Regions from separate parts of the Homo sapiens genome. Here all the other regions are linked to region 3. Evidence: chromatin contacts called from ENCODE Hi-C or POLR2A ChIA-PET data. All regions are on one chromosome and are shown on one strand. Each heading gives the region's core, a stretch centred on a gene start or an enhancer-like site at or near the end of the contact. The rest is flanking DNA. Distances are from core to core; before and after follow the strand shown. Region 1 overlaps CAMK1D (calcium/calmodulin dependent protein kinase ID). Region 2 overlaps CAMK1D (calcium/calmodulin dependent protein kinase ID). Region 3 has its middle 68 kb from the start of CDC123.

What was found. A loop is a pair of places that touch in the nucleus more often than their neighbours do. ChIA-PET counts read pairs that join two places held with the same protein, here RNA polymerase II (POLR2A). Pooled maps may share reads with other maps.
Region 1: a loop to region 3 is called in a map with no recorded cell type, with 6 times the contacts of the local background. The contact joins two enhancer-like sites. A Hi-C loop is called at or near these places in 1 of 37 single-sample maps with no recorded cell type and 2 of 50 pooled maps. POLR2A ChIA-PET finds 5 or more read pairs at or near these places in 2 of 52 experiments (HEK293T and activated T-cell).
Region 2: a map with no recorded cell type shows a loop between it and region 3 (5-fold over the local background). The contact joins two enhancer-like sites. A Hi-C loop is called at or near these places in 2 of 168 maps with a recorded cell type or tissue (GM11168 and GM13977), 4 of 37 single-sample maps with no recorded cell type and 8 of 50 pooled maps. POLR2A ChIA-PET finds 5 or more read pairs at or near these places in 2 of 52 experiments (OCI-LY7 and activated B cell).

The regions. Positions count from the first base shown.
Region 1 is chr10:12,740,191-12,743,420 of GRCh38, reverse strand. All of the region lies in intron 3 of CAMK1D (calcium/calmodulin dependent protein kinase ID), which reads right to left. Among named protein-coding and RNA genes, the nearest start is that of MIR548Q, 16 kb to the right of the region's middle. RefSeq lists enhancers at 2,512-3,011, 3,012-3,230. Within about 2 kb of position 1,465, at least 8 of the 41 ENCODE cell types and tissues checked have a DNase peak (open chromatin) inside an H3K27ac peak, as active enhancers do.
Region 2 is chr10:12,633,660-12,636,759 of GRCh38, reverse strand. The region is part of intron 2 of CAMK1D (calcium/calmodulin dependent protein kinase ID); the gene reads right to left. Among named protein-coding and RNA genes, the nearest start is that of MIR4481, 18 kb to the left of the region's middle. Within about 2 kb of position 1,444, at least 2 of the 41 ENCODE cell types and tissues checked have a DNase peak (open chromatin) inside an H3K27ac peak, as active enhancers do.
Region 3 is chr10:12,262,805-12,266,157 of GRCh38, reverse strand. No RefSeq gene overlaps it. Among named protein-coding and RNA genes, the nearest start is that of CDC123, 68 kb to the right of the region's middle. RefSeq lists enhancers at 1,469-1,568, 1,443-1,981 and silencers at 1,789-1,848, 2,419-2,468. Within about 2 kb of position 1,582, at least 24 of the 41 ENCODE cell types and tissues checked have a DNase peak (open chromatin) inside an H3K27ac peak, as active enhancers do.

The sequences.
Region 1 (3,230 bases), core at 216-2,715, 480 kb before region 3:
ACCTTAGAAATAGCCTAGTTTTCCCTTGTCTTTCTTTTCCTTTTTCTTTTTTTCTTTTTTCTTTTTTTTTTTTTGAGACAGGGTCTTACCCTGTCACCCAGGCTGGAGGACGGTGGCACAATCTTGGCTCACTGCAACCTCTGCCTCCTGGGTTCAAGTGATTCTCCTGCCTCAGCCTCCCAAGTAGCTAAGATTACAGGTGCCTGCCACCATGCCCGGCTAATTTTTGTATTTTTAGTAGGGATGGGGTTTCATCATGTTGGCCAGCCAGGCTGGTCTCAAACTCCTGACCTCAAGCAATCTGCCTGCCTCGGCCTCGCAAAGTGCTGGGATTACAGGCGTGAGCCACGGCACCCAGCCTTGTCTTGGTTTCTTGTTCAATCTTCTTTGTCTTTACTCTTCCTCTTTTCTGGTGACATACCAAGATGACCTCTCATCAGAGCTATGCCTCCTTTCCCACACACCCTTCCTCTTTTAACACCTGCTGTCTTGCGCACATCCATATGTGTTTAAACAGTCCCCGTCTCTGACGCGGGCTCTCCTCTTGAAGAATAAACTGGAAGAACTCTAAAGCATGGAGCTCTTTGTCAGATGTGGTATTCTTAGACGACCTCGGGGAATAAACCACTTAACACAGGGAGCTGGAGTCATTCTCTTTGGAAACAGCTTTTAGTTAGTTACATCTCCCAAGATCTTCTATGATGTGATCTCAAATAACTGTTCAATGGCACCTCACTCGCTCATATTATTCCCAGCTAAAGAGCCCTTCAAGCTAAGAACTTCACTGAGCTGAAACCTCAGCTCACGTGATTTGCTTCAAAATCTACCAGACATAATTTTAAAAAGAGGGTGTGTGTGCCATTAGGGTGATGAAAACGTTCTGAAACTGGATTCAGGTGATGGTTGCACAACTCGGCCAATTTACTGAAAATCATTCAATTGTACATTCGAAATGAGTGAATTTTATGGTACATAAATTACGCTTCTGCTGTGCGTGGTGGCTCATGCCTGTAATCCCAGCACTTTGGGAGGCCAAGGCAGGCGGATTGCCTGAGCCCAGGAGTTGGAAACCAGCCTGGACAACACGGTGAGACCCCGTCTCTACTAAAAATTTAAAAGTTAGCTGGGCGTGGTGGCACATGCCTGTAGTCCCAGCTACTTGAGGGCTGAGGTGGAAGGATGGTTTGAGCCCAGGAGTTTGAGGCTGTGGTGAGCTATGATTGCACCACTGCACTCCAGCCTGGGCAACAGAGCGAGACCCTGTCTAAAAATATATATACACCTCAAAAACGTGTTAAAACACAAAAACAAAGGGAAGCAGTGGGCGTAGGCAGAGAGAGGGCAAGATGGGCCTTATGTGGACATTGTCCCTTCAGTGGAGGGGATGCTGCTGGGTGTGGCCTTGCTCTCCCCTTCAGGACACCCCAGATGCTGGCACTGTTGGCTGAGGCCAGCTCTTAGCTGAATCCCTCACCTTTAGCACATGAGAGCTAAAGATCCCTCTCTAGGAGCAGCTCACATCCAGACAATGAGAGGATGTAAATGTCCATCCTCCCTCCTTGTCCCAAAGCAGGAGAAATCCCTGCAGGGCCGTCTCAGTTCCAAAGTTCTGGGATGGCTGAGGCCTTGCTGAGCCTGCTCTGTGGCCCAATTCCCTTCCCTGGCCCTCTCCTGCTTCCCTCCCTTCCCGGCAGATGCGTATCCTGGGGACTCTCCGAAGAAAACCACCTGCTCCCAAACCTCTGCTTCAGAGGCTGTTTCCAGGGAAACCGACCTAAGACAAGAGGCTCCTGACATATTCTCTCTACATTTGTAAATGCTGAACATGTTTCATAAGAAATAAGAAAACCAAAAGGTTCCCTGAACAGAAGCACCACAAACTCTAGGGAAAACATATCTGATGTTTCACAGACTGTAGCCAATACAAAATTTGTTGTCCATGGAAACAGAGCAAGGCAAGCCAAGAGGGCGGCCCTCGCTGTCCCTGAATCTCAGGGTCAGGAGCCTGGTTCAGCGTGGTCAGTGCCTTTCTGGCTGTCCTGTAAGGACTGCGAGATGCATTTACCCATCTGTGCAGAGGGATTTGCTGAACTTAGGTCTAACCCGGCGGTTCGTAACTGTTACAAGAGCATGTGGTCTCTGCTAAGCATGAAGAAAGGAATATGGGAAAATCTGAGAGTACTCAGGCTCTCAGAGAGGTGATGAGAAGACAGGAAACTCTGTACCCCCGTTTGAATTTAGAATCCATGCGTTTCCTTCATTTAATACACTTGCACCCTCTGCTAGAAAGCCTGGAGGCAGGAGGATGATAAGATTTTGGTGATTAAATGATTTAAAGTCACAGATAGAGGAGAATTTGAGTGCATTCAACATTTTCAGTCTCTTCCATCAAAAGGATGATGTGGAAAATCCCCTTCCTTTAGGCAGTCCAGGAACCACCAATTATCTGAAATTGCCTTGCTTAAGGAAATTCCAAATCTCATTCAAAACTTCTGGCTAGCTCATGATTATTAACTCCCACTGGCACATGAGATGAATATTGGTGGTGCACTAAAAAGTCCTCAACCAAAGGGATGTGAGTGACCGCTTTTGTTATGCTAGGTTCAACTCAGTACCCAGTACTATGGAATGTGTTGTCCTATGCAAAAAAAACAAAAACAAAACAGAGATCTCTCCAAAAGAGGCACTGCCTCCCAAAATCTTGAACTGCCTCGGCTCAGCTATTTGTGTCTTGTTCAAACTCTCAGCTTCTCTAGCCTCATCAGTCCATCCTACCTGCCTTTCCAGCTCCATCTCCCAGTTTCTTTTCTTTTTTTTTCTTTTGAGATGGAGTCTCCCTCTGTTACCCAGGCTGGAGCGCAGTGGCATGATCTCAGTTCACTGTAATCTCCACCTCCCAGGTTCAAACAGTTCTCCTGTCTCAGCCTCCCGAGTAGCTGGGACTACAGGCACTTGCCACCACGTCTGGCTGATTTTTTATTTTTAGTAGAGATGAGGTTTCGCCATGTTGCCCAGGCTGGTCTCAAACTCCTGCCCTCAGGTGATTCGCCTGCCTCCACCTCCCAAAGTGCTGGGATTACAGGCGTGAGCCACTGTGCCTGGCCCATCTCCCGGTTTCTGATCTTGTCTCTCTCCCTTGATGTGGCACCTCCACGAAACAGTCATTTATTTACAAAACAAGCTCTGTGCATTTCCTTCATGGGGTGGCCTCTGGGTGCCTTTCCACGCAG
Region 2 (3,100 bases), core at 195-2,694, 370 kb before region 3:
CAACAGAAAAAGCCTCAGCTTTGGAGGAAGCTGGGTCCAAATGCCCATTCCGACATCTGCTGGCTGTATAACTTCAAACAAGTTATTCAACCCCTCTCAGTCTGTTTCCTCATTGGCGAAAACTGCATATAAGGCCAGGCACAGTGGCTCAGGCCTACAATCCCAGCACTTTGGGAGGCTGAGGTGGGAGAAACGCTTGATCCCAGGAGTTTGAGGCCAGCCTGGGCAACAGAGTGAGACTGCGTCACTACAAAAAATACAAAAAATAGCCTGGTGTGGTGGCACACACCTGTAGTCTCAGCTCCTCAGGAAGCTGAGGTGGGAGGATCGCTTGAGCCCCAGAGGTCAAGGCTGCGGTGAGCTATGATCGTGCCACCGCACTCTAGCCCAGGTGACAAAGCAAAATACCGTCTCAACAAAACAAAACAAAAACCACATATATAATATGCCCCTTAGAGGATTATGGTGAGAATTCAATCAGATTATGTGTAAAATACCTGGTATAGCACCTTAACTAAACCTGGTATATTGCCTTAACTAAAACATACCTGCTAGCAAGAGAAACTGGAAAACCTCCAAGGGTATTTTATAAGATGAAAAGAGCTCTGCAGACAGATGGTGGTAAGGATCATATAACAATGTGAAATGTACTTAATGCCACTGAACTGGATACTTAAAAATGCCTAAGATGGTAAATTGTATGTTATGTGTATTTTGCCACAATACAAAAGAAAAACTGCAAGGACTGTTTGGAAAGTGTTTAAAATGTCTAGATGAAGAAACCTCCACAGTAATCAAGAGGGAGATTTCTCCTACTTTAAATAGGATAGTTTTCTTGCAAGCCTAGTGAATTGTCTCTTATAACTGAAATATGCAATTTAAGTACTGAATTGTTACTAATAAAATGCTCAATGGAGTATCATTTAAATATAAAGTGAAACATCAGGTTTTATCAGGAATCACATTTTTTTTAGAAGGGAAGGAAGAAAAGAATTAATCATTATAAGATAAAAACCCCCTTTTCGCACTGCAGATCATTACTCCTAACCTCAACTTGGTTAACATTCAGAAATAAAATCCGTTTTGCCACATTAAAATCTGTAGGCCTCATTTTTAGCAAATACTGATATTTGCAAAGCCATGAACCGATAGATCTGAAAGGCAGAGGGCCTCTTCCCCCCCAGCAAGATGGCGTGGGTCCCTTCTCTCTTCTAAAGGAATCCTCACACCTCCACCCTCCCCCAGACCAGAGTTCTTTGAATCTAAGAGCTCCTGCACTGCGCCGTGGGCTTAGGGGGTACTCAACAAGCCATTGGTGAATGAACACAACTTTGTATCTAACCTATTCCCATCGGTGACATCTGAACAGTTTTGCACTGACTCACTGCTTCATTGACTACGTTTACTAAAACAAACAAGCAACTTAAAAGGGCAGTGACTTTCTCAAGAAAAGCGGATGGGAAGTCCCAGGAAATGACGATTCTCAGTGGTACCATCCAACACAACCGGATTCCGGGTCAGACCTGGGCAGCCACGGGGCAGGTATACCCAGGCTCTCACTATGCCACCCACAGGAAGGCCTCCCGAGCCCCCAAACTCTCCTCCTCCACCACACCCCACATCAACCTCTCTCATGTTCCCCACAGCTCCTATCAGCTTCCAAAATTATCTTGTTGATCATCCACTGTCCCTGCCCCTCCACTCTCCAACATACGCCCCATCAAAACAGAGACTTTGTCTGTCTGGGTCACGGCTGCATCCTCTCTTCCAGCACAGTATATGGCATCTGCCAAATGAAGGAATGAGTGAGCAACTAAACAAAGAATGGAACAAAACCAAGCCTCATCTGCTTGTGCTGCCACCCAAGTCCCACTGAACATGGGCAGAATCCCGGCCACCATCATGACCTCAAAATGCCAGACTCATTCAAGGTGAGACCTCCCCTTGGAGAACCCCGAGATGTTGCCTCCCAGCGGCAGAGAGAAGCGAAAGCTGATGGGCCGGCAGGAAGAAAAGCTGCACCGGACTCTAGCTACAAGGTTGTGAAACACCAGCATGACGAGAAAGTCAAGACTCGTAGTGACACTCAGCCCGGGAGTGGAAGGTCAGCCAGGCGGCTCTGGGGGGCTGTCTGGAAGGAGCATCTCCTACATGGATGGCATCTGACAGCAGAAAATGGATGTGCAGCTCCAGCTGGAGAGGGAACAATAGTTCCTTAGTCCCCACACCACTAAGCCATGGGATGATTCCAGCCACCTCCCACCCCGCGCTCTGTCCCTGTTGAACTCCTGCTTACGGGACAATGGGTGGGACAACAGGATGATCACTTGGGGGCAGAGGCAGGAGGATGGCTTGAGCCCAGAGGTGTGGCTGAAAACAGCTGCTGTAGGAGGATGAGGGAGCATCTGTGTTTGGAGGTGTCTCCTGACAAAGCAGATGGGCTTTTTGGTTTTATTTTCTTCTCTCCCCAATGAATCACTGCACACTCCATACTGTGCAGCGTGAAACAGAATAAAGGCAGGTGAGAAAGGACGATGCTAGGACACAAGGACCTGCAAAGAAATTACTCAGCAACATGCAAAACAGCTGTTCTTACCCAGGATGGGACTGAAAGTCACTCTTCAAGAGACAGAAAAAACTCCTGTGAGCTGATGCCAGTGCACCCTGAATCTCACCAGCATGCCTCAGCCCCCCTCCCAATTCCCCAGGAGCCGCTGAGAGAGGACTGGAGCAGCTCAGGTGATCCCTCTGACTAAAGCCAGGTGGTGCCAGACTCGGGAAATATTCTTTCTGTGCAGGTTTCAAACTCCACGGACCACGGCCTCAAAGAGTCAAACCACTGCAAAAGGGTCAGGGCATCCCTCACAAAGGCCTGTGCCTACCTTTTAAAAAGAGTAACTCCTGGCTGGGAAAGTTGGCTGACGCTTGTAATCCCAGCACTTTGGGAGGCAGAGATAGGAGGATGACTTGAGCCCAGGAGTTCGAGACCAGCCTGGGCAACATAGAGAGACCCCATCTCCACCAAAAAGATAAAAATTAGCTGGGCATGATGGTGCGTGCCTGTGGTCCCAGCTACTGGGGAGGCAGAGGTGGGTGGATC
Region 3 (3,353 bases), core at 333-2,832:
AGAACGAGACTCTGTCTCAAAAAAAAAAAAAAAAAAAAAAAAAAAAAGCCTCTGGGCCCACCTCTTCTCTTCAGGGCTCCTACAGATAACACATTGGTCCTGGCCACTAAAATGTCCCAATGCCAGCTGAGAGAGGAAGATAAGAACTGGCAGGCCCCCCTTTCCTCTGGAAGTTGTGTCATATTCTGTGAACTTGGCCTCAAGAGGGAGATAAGAACTGGGTAAGGCTCACTTCCCCACGGAGATGGTTTCATGCCCAGTAGACACTTGCCCCGAGTCCGGAGAAGCAGTAGGTGCTTTGCAAATATTTACCTAGCTACATGGCAACCGGGCAGTGCTGTCAGAGTTCTGTGTCATTTCTGGGCCACACGCCCCACACCCCATTCTCTCCTCTTGCATTACAAAGGCTACGTCCCTTCCCACAGCTACCTTTCCACAAGTGTTCAAAACCACGTGAAGGTCAGACTCCTTTGATTTCTAAATCATGCCCTTAGCCAAGATTGAACTTCCAATAGAGAAAATTTTAGGTTTGCTTTCATGTGTGAGGTGAAATGACTGTCCCTTTGTCAGAGGCGTTTGAACCAGAGCAACTCCATCTTAAACAGGAGCTGGGTAAAATAAGGCTGAGACCTACTGGGCTGCATTCCCAGATGGTTAAGGCATTCTAAGTCACAGGATAAGATAGGAGATCCGCACAAAACACAGGTCATAAAGACCTTGCTGATAAAACAGGTTGCAGTAAAACAGTGGCCAAAACCAACATGGCGAGGACAGTGTCCTCTGGTGGTCCTCACTGCTACACTCCCACCAGCGCTATGACAGTTTACAAATGCCAAGGCCACATCAGGAATTACCCTGTATGGTCTAAAAAGGGGAGGCATGAATAATCCACCGCTTGTTTAGCGTATCATCCAGAAATAACCATAAAAATGGACAACCAGCAGCCCCCTGCGCTACTCTATCTATGGAGTAGCCATTCTTTTATTTCTCTACTTTCTTAATAAACTTCCTTTCACTTTACTCTATGGACTCGCCCTGAATTCCTTCTTGTGCGAGGGTCTCTTGGGGTCTAGATCGGGACCCCTTTCCGGTAACACCTTAGATTTAAGAGTTCAGGTTCATCCTTCCTTTGTCAGGAATAAGTATCATAAGCAACACAGCCTTTGCTTGTTGCTAGTTCTTTTTTTTTTTTTTTTTTTTTTTTTTTTTTTTTTTGAGATGGAGTCTCGCTCTGTCACCCATGCTGGAGTGTAGTGGTGTGATCTCGGCTCACTGCAACCTCCACCTCCCAGGCTCAAGCGATTCTCCTGCCTCAGCCTCCCCAGTAGCTGGGATTACAGGCGCGAGCCACCGCGCCCGGACACAGCCTCTGCTAGTTCTGCCACTGATCTTCCCACAGGTACATTAAGGAAACTCAGTGTTTGGCGCTTAAACAAATCAACAACAACAAAGCATGGTAGAGAGAAGGCCCAGAGCACCACCCTCCCACGCTGTCCCTCGGGAGCTGAGGGGAAAACACCCAATGCCTTCAGAGACCAGCTGCACTAAACCGCCTTCTCAGAATGAGGGAGGAGCTACTGGCTTGGGGATGTCTCCAGAGCACATTTCTAGAAACACTTGAGAATACGAGAGAAAGAGAATACGAGAGGAAGGCCTAGGTCACTGAAAGCACAGGGAGCAATTTAGGCTTTTGTCTCGGTGTAAATGACATCGTGAGCCGTGCCCCCGCCCCTGCTCGTGGCCTGAGGGCCTGGGGGAGGGCGGGCATCCACCTGGCACTGGCGGCCTCGGCCTTCACCGCCGCACGCGCGGCGCCATCTTGTGGCCCATCCCTTTCCCAGGCTGGAAGCAGCCACAGGCCGATTCTTCCAGCCTTACAAATTCTGTGAAGTACAGTATTTAGACTATTTTTGATTAGTTTAAGAAAACAGCATGGCCAGGCGCGGTGGCTCACGCCTGTAATCCCAGCACTTTGGGAGGCCGAGGCAGGTGGATCACCTGAGGTCAGGAGTTCGAGACCAGCCTGACCAATATGATGAAACCCCATCTCAACTAAAAATACAAAAATTAGCCAGGCGTGGTGGCACACGCCTGTAATCCCAGCTACTCGGGAGGCTAAGGCAGGAGAATCGCTTGAACCCGGGAGGTGGAGGTTGCAGTGAACTGAGATGGCACCACTGCACTCAGCCTGGGCAACAAGAGCGAAACTCTGTCTAAAAGAAAAAAAAGAAAACAGCATTATGCTCAACAAATTAACGCAGAAACGGAAAACCAAATACCGCATATTCTCACTTATTAAGTGGCAGCCAAACATAGGGTACACATGGGCGGAAGGAGGGGAACAAGACACTGGGGACTCCCAGAGGGGAGAGGGAGGGAGAGGGGAAGGCGTGAAAAACGACCTGTTGGTTACTGTGCTCACGACCTGGATGAGGGCTTCAGTCACACCCTAAACCTCAGCATCCCGCAATATACCCTTGTCACAAACCTGCACATGTACTTCCCAATCTAACATAAAGGTGAAATTTTAAAATCAAAAAAGAAAGACAGCTTCAGCTTCCACTTCTTAGTTGAAAAAGAGTCCATGACACATGTTCCATTGGATCTAACAGTTAATAAATATTCACTGCGACTTCCCCCACCCCAAAGTCAGCAATCATAAAATAGGAAGAAAATTTGAGGAAGGAGTTTGACAGTTCTGCAAAAATAAAAAATAAAAAGTTTTTTAAAATGAGAATTATGTACGGGCACAGTGGCTTATGCCTGTAACCCCAGCACTTTGGGAGGCCAAGATGGCTGATCACTTGAGGTCAGGAGTTGGAGACCAGCCTGGCCAATATGGTGAAACCCCATTTCTACTAAAAATACAAAAATTAGCCAGATGTCGTGGTGTACCTCTTTGGTCCCAGCTACTCAGGAGGCTAAGGCAGGAGAATTGCTTGAATTCAGTAAGTGGAGGTTGCAATGAGCCGAGATTGTGCCACTCCATTCTAGCCTGGGCGACAGAGCTAGACCCTGGCTCAAAAAACAAAAACAAAAATTATTTTTCTTTCTTTGAGAAAAAAAACCTTCATCTAGAGGTTCAAGCCATAAGACTATGTTGTACCAGCTCATGTCTGAATGGTTTAAAAGGGAAGAGAATTTTTCCAGACATAGTCATGGATAGGTTGGTTTCAGACAGACAACCTGAAATGAACCTGAGGTTTGGGTTTGTCTATTAACTGTTTTTATTTTGAGAAAGAATTAACCAGAGCTGTCTGCATGAATCTTAATGTAAACGATGCAGCTGTCCCATTTACTTAGGAAAAAGATCACACAATTGACTGTACCTGCAGAACCAGGGCTGAGACAAA